Linked DNA regions of Mus musculus: region 1 is linked to region 2. A link is a loop called in an ENCODE intact Hi-C map of the cell type or tissue named here. Cell type or tissue: left cerebral cortex. All regions are shown on one strand. Links, peaks and the distances in the headings refer to the core of each region. The heading gives the core; the rest is flanking DNA. Region 1 has its middle 40 kb from the start of Mir6387. Region 2 overlaps Gm5432 (a long non-coding RNA gene).

The links. Hi-C counts contacts between places; a loop is a spot of excess contacts. Peaks named below come from ENCODE experiments on the same cell type or tissue, not always from the same donor. Only the 100,000 strongest peaks of a DNase experiment are listed, where the experiment ranks them.
Region 1: it touches region 2 in a loop (14-fold over the local background); 2 of 42 quality-filtered maps call a loop at or near these places.

The regions. Positions count from the first base shown.
Region 1 is chr12:15,759,652-15,762,565 of GRCm38, reverse strand. No RefSeq gene overlaps it. Among named protein-coding and RNA genes, the nearest start is that of Mir6387, 40 kb to the left of the region's middle. In left cerebral cortex, for the core only: no CTCF peak of the experiment used is centred there; DNase peaks (open chromatin) are centred at 621, 889 and 1,623; H3K27ac peaks cover 1,836 bases.
Region 2 is chr12:15,831,057-15,833,970 of GRCm38, reverse strand. Gm5432 (a long non-coding RNA gene) reads right to left here. Exons shown (of 3, transcript XR_001780551.2): 2 at 934-1,326. Among named protein-coding and RNA genes, the nearest start is that of Gm5432, 16 kb to the right of the region's middle. In left cerebral cortex, for the core only: no CTCF peak of the experiment used is centred there; DNase peaks (open chromatin) are centred at 1,174 and 1,807; H3K27ac peaks cover 626 bases.

The DNA.
Region 1 (2,914 bases), core at 279-2,778, 71 kb after region 2:
AATTTCTGGAGTCCAGAGTCTTGAGCTCTTTGTATATATTGGATATTAGTCCCCTATCAGTTTTAGGATTGGTAAAAATTCTTTCCCAATCTGTTGGTGACCTTTTTGTCTTATTGACAGTGTCTTTGCAATTTTATGAGGTCCCATTTGTCAATTCTTGACCTTACAGCACAAGCCATTGCTGTTCCGTTTAGGATTTTTTTTCCCCCTGTGCCCTTATCTTTGAGGTTTTTCCCCACTTTCTCCTCTATTAATTTCAGTGTCTCTGGTTTTATGTGGAGGTCTTTGATCCACTTAGACTTGAGCTTGGTCACACACTTCCTAAATGATAAAACCATAACCTGTTGTAAAGCTACCTGACTCCCCACCACATACCTCTTTTGATAATGAAAGCAAATGAGGCTAAAATCAAGGACAGAAGAAATGCATCCATTTCTAGGGGATGAGTTGTCTAGGAAGAGAGGACTGCACAGCCTACACTTCCTGCTTGTTTGGGAGACAGACCTTCCATCCTCAGAAGGAGAGTGGGCCCTGCTCAGCTACCACGGGAGCTGATTCACTGCAAGCCTGACTGTTTGATCAGAAAGAATGGCGTGGGTGGTCGTGTCCCAGACAGAAGACACTTGTCCAGATGGAGACGCGCCTGTACACTTGGATCTGCAGCAGACTTGGATCTGCTCAGCTTGTTTCCGGATCCTTGGGCTGCTCTCTTGATTGAATAGACTGCTGAGGTGGTGGCAGCCTGGAGCCCTGCCTTGAGGAGTTCTTGGATCTCTGAAGTAGGGCCCTGGTGAAGAGTGTCCAGAGGCCATAGCCAGTTGTGTTGAGAGAAACAGAAGACCTTTCTTTGATGAAGAGATTTGGACAGAGACAATAGTGGGCAACGGATGCTATTTATACAACACCCATCTGGTGAGCATTCTGGGTGCTTCCCTTCAGGCACACACTGAAACACAGCAGGTTTTCAGGCTAAGGACTGTCTGCCAGTGTTGAGCAGCCTAGAAGAGTGTGTTGCTCAGAACTACCTAACTATATGGAGGACCATCTGACACAGACCTCTTTTTCTTCCACATCATGTTCATCATTGTCAGACAGTGCACAGAGCCGTTCTATGCTATGTGCTAGGTGGTTTTGATATCTTGCTGAGTAGTTGTCATGCAGTCAGTATCTAGATGAGGTGGTATACATAAAGATGAAGTAACATACTCCAGAGGCATGGGATACTTTGGCTAGCTGACGCAACTATAGTCTCTGCCAGCTTTACATAGGTGGTAGGTGCTGTGCCTCTGATCTCACAGCCCAGGCAGGTTCATGCCGTGCTTCACACTCTTTGCCCCTGACTCACTGTTTCTTCCTGGAGGGGAAAAATCCTAAAATTTATCTTCCTAGAGAGCCAAGAAGACTGCTGCTCTCATTGGCCCACACAAGAGATGCTATGTCGCTTCAGTTCCCTGGAATTTGCAGGCAAATGTTACCCGGTTTTTTGTTTTTTTTTTTTTTTTTTTGGCAAAGCTAGAAGAACATGCCATATTCACAATGCCTGACTAGAGTACTAGGAAATGGGGCCCCCTCCTCCTGCCACCTCCAACTTCCTCTGCTCTCTTTCTGTCTTTCCATTCTTCCTACAAGTACCTCCGGGCCTGGCCAACGGCTTCACATCCACAGCCAAAGGAACAGCACTTCTGGCTCTTCCATGCTTTTTTGGAAGTCCCGTGGGAGTCTCTCTGGGTGTGGTGAAAACCTAAAATGTTGTCTGTCAAGGTTAGCCTGGCACCCTGCAAGTGACAGGAAGAAAAAGAGGGTCAGTACACGGTCTCAGAGCCCTTTGAAAGCCTTTCTCCAAGATAATGGAGGAGAATATTAGAGACCTCAGACCTACCTAAATCTGGAGGACCCCAGAAAAATCAGCACAATTTAGCTTTCCTGTAAGCTCATCGGAAGGAAAGCCAGGAACAAATACAGAGGGGAGAAAGGAGTGGAAGCATCCATCATTTCCTGCCTTCCTAGAGGGGATGGGTCTCTCCCAGGGACAGTGCTCTGGACTAGACAGAGAGGCAATGTAGTTAGTTCAGACTTCTCGTGGAACAGGCTGTGACTCGGCAAATTGTTTGTCTCTCTGGGTCTAAAAAAACATTCCTTGACATTCTAAATTTCCACCCAGGCCTGTTATGAAAGCCAATTTTAACTGTCAATTGATTAGATTTAGAAATATCAAGGACACTAAAATATATACCTTTGGGTGTGTCCATGAAGATATATGTCCAGAAATAGTCAACTGATGAGGGCAGACCCTCCCTTCCTTAAATGTATGGGCAGCATCATGTGTGTGGACCTTTGACTGAATAAGTAGAAGAGAGGGATAAAGTGGTGAGTGCTGGCATTCCATGGTCTTGCTTCTGAATCCATTAGGAATCAGTCCCATCAAGAGGAGTCCCAGGTCTGTGTTCCATCATGAGTAGACATAGCCTCTTTAGTTATGAACCAAAAGGAAACTTTCCCCATTTCACTGTTTCTCTCAGGTGCTTAATCTCAAGAAAGAGAAAAGAAGTTAATACAGGTAGAGAGACTCACTATAGACCAATGCATTCTCACTCTTTAATCTGAGTTAACAATAGTGGGGTCCAATGCATAGTTTTATGATGTGAACTCTGTATGAGAGTTTCTCTGCTGGCTCTGAGTTAAAAAACTTCACAGGTTCTCATTCCACCATTAGACCCCTGTTTTCTTAGGACACGAATGTGGATTAAGAAGACCATCATTGGTCAATGGTCACCTTGAGCCATTAGCACTGATGATTGGACTAAGTGTGTGAGTGGAAGAGAACAAATGGGAAGAAGAGAATATGTGAAGAGGTAGAATGGATGGCTGTGTTGTGTGTGCAGTTTTCAGTTAAGTCTTCCAGCAGGACCAGTTT
Region 2 (2,914 bases), core at 266-2,765:
ATGGAATTTCCTTATCTGGATTGACAACGACCCCTCTGAGACCCAAAGATCATGTAATGACGTTTTTACCTCAACATCAGGCATGTGAAGCCCTCCTTTGCATTGTTGGTGAGAACGTCTAAGAGACTCCCAAAACATAGAGCCTATTGTTATTGGCCTTGGTTGCCTCTCAGAGGTGTAAGGTAAGTCCCTATTGCTGAAGGTATCATGCACTTCAGATGTAGGACCCAGGGTTACCTGAGCTGGAACTAAGCCAAATGCCTTTCCCTAGAAACTAGTTTTCATGGTACCAGACAACGCCATGCAAGCTGCCAAGGGAAAGAAACAGCCAACAGTCCTACCCAGCCGTGTTGACTATGAACCACAGCCATGCTCAGCATGGTAAAATAGCCCTAAGGATGCAGCAGTTCTCTAACTGGGCCTAAGATCCTTTTTTTGTTTTTGGTTTTTCGAGACAGGGTTTCTCTGTGTAGCCCTGGATGTCCTGGAACTCACTTTGTAGACCAGGCTGGCCTTGCTTCCCGAGTGCTGGAATTTAAAGGCGTGTGCCACCATGCCCGGCTGGGCCTAAGAGCCTTAAACAAGAAGAAAACCAAGTCTTACAAGTATCTTAATTTCCCTTACTCGTTTTCTGTGACTAGGAGGCATGCATCTCATACTTGAACTTTACCTGAAGCTGGGAATGGTGGCTTGCTGCAAATTTGCAGTCAGCCTTGCCTGTACATGAGATCCAGGCCAGCCTAGGTTCCAGACTGAGAGTCAGTCTCAGAAGGAAAGCTGGTCCTTAGTAAGATTCTGGCTAATCAGAATATGAACACTGACACAACCTCAATACTCAAGGTCTCTTTTGAAATGTACAAGGATCAGAAGTCAGCCTGGGGGTGGGGTCGGGGTTCTGCACGCCTCTCCTGAGAAGACCGGGGACCAGCTCACCTGTGTCTCCAGCCAGGATGATAGACACGCACCGCAGAAAGCGCCTCTTCTCCCATTGTGGGCCCGCTTTCCTCTATGGAGTCAGCTCTCCTGAGCTGTGAACCACAGCCATTTCTGCAAGCTTTGGAGCCTGCGGGCTGAGGACATGAATGAACTGAGTCATTCCACAGAGCTTCATTAATTTTAAGGCAGTTTAAGATATCTGAGTCACAGGCTTCAGTCATTTAGACTTTCCCAGCTGCCACTGTGCTTGCCCACACACGTTTCTCTTCAAAGATTGCATCTGTGGCTAGATGTGTGGCACTGCCCACTCTCCATCAGTTTCTGAGAGAAATCAACCTCAGAGATGGATGCAAGGGTGACAAGATATCCATTTGCCGTGTGCATCTTAGCCTGCAGGAGGGTTTAATGAAATTAGCAGTCAGTTGTCTTCATTCACATTCATTCCACCACAGACATGTGAAATTCCAAATTCTATACCCAACATAATATTGTACCCAGCCTCCCAAGGAAGCTCAGCTATGCCATATGGTGACTCCACTCACTACACAATATTTAGCAACTTGGTGAACAAGGAATGAATCATATCTTAACCATCTTGGCCAAATATTGTTTTATATAGCAACAGTATTAGTAATATATATGTTTTACTAAAAAAAAAAAAAAAAAAAAAAAAAAAAAAAAAAAACAGTAGTACTTCCTGCTACGCCCACTGAAAATTAAGAACTAGACCTCACTGGAAGTAGACTGCACAATAAAAGAGTTCTTGCTCATTAGCAATCTTCAGTTCAACACTGCACTATACATACGATACTCATTAGCAATCTTCAGTTCAACATTGCACTGTACATATGATACATTCAGAATGTCTGCTTTTTCTTTTCCTCCAGAGCAGCTGCTAGGATTGAGCAATAGTCTCCCAGGGTAACAGAGCAAGGAATCCTGGGGCATTTCCCTGATTCTGAAAAACAAAGAACTTGTAGCCACAAGGAGAGGAGTCCTGAAGCTCTCTCCTTCCTACTAGAGAGAATCCCTTATAATCCCAGGAAAACAAAAGCCTTATCCAGTCTCTGTTGGGGGAAGGTGTCCTGTGGGGACTGGGTGACCACTTTCCTCCTGGAGCCTCAAGTTTGTCATTCAACAAAGATAATGAAAAAATTGTTAAAACATAATGTTGCAGGCTAAATCCTTGTTGTAGAAGATGTAGGGACTGTCTGGGACACGTACATTCACACACACACACAAACACACACACACACACACACACACACACACACACACACACACACACATAGTTATCATCCCATTCAGTAAACATACAAGTTGACAACTGAAAGATGCTGAGATTGTTGCAATCAAGTGTGATGTGACTCTGGTAGAGCCATATGCTGAGTAGACTATCTCACAAAGAATAGCAGCTCTACAGGAGAGTCCCTGAAGATGCCCAAAATGAAGTGTGAATGATCAAACATAATTAGGGAGGAAAAAATGTTATTTATTCCAGTCAAGAACTTGATCCTTTCTTATTGGAGAATAGAATGTAGTGACATAGAGTTGCAGGGAATAGGCTATCTTTATAGCAATCAAGGAATATGGGATAGCATTACTAAGCTAAAGCATTATTTTATGAATATCAAGGAAGGTTTTAAGGAATTCTATTCTACAGCAGCAGCAACTCATCTCACCCCACTCTTTTGAAAACCACTGTACCCATCTCAGTGGGAAAATTGTTAGCTGGGCAAAACTGAGCTGGTTAGAACTTGCAGGGAAGAAAACCACTGTACTTCATCTGGATTTTTCAGCATTCATACCTAGGAAAAAGAAGCCACTGTCTTCAGTCTTGGGGAGAAAGGGGGATAGCTACACTATAACGCTCATTGAGTGAAGAACTGGCCAGACCCTTCCTCAGAAACCTAAGTGACTGAGATGGAAGGGACTTAAGTATCATGTAACCCACGTCTTTCCAGGTGACGGAGTGCAG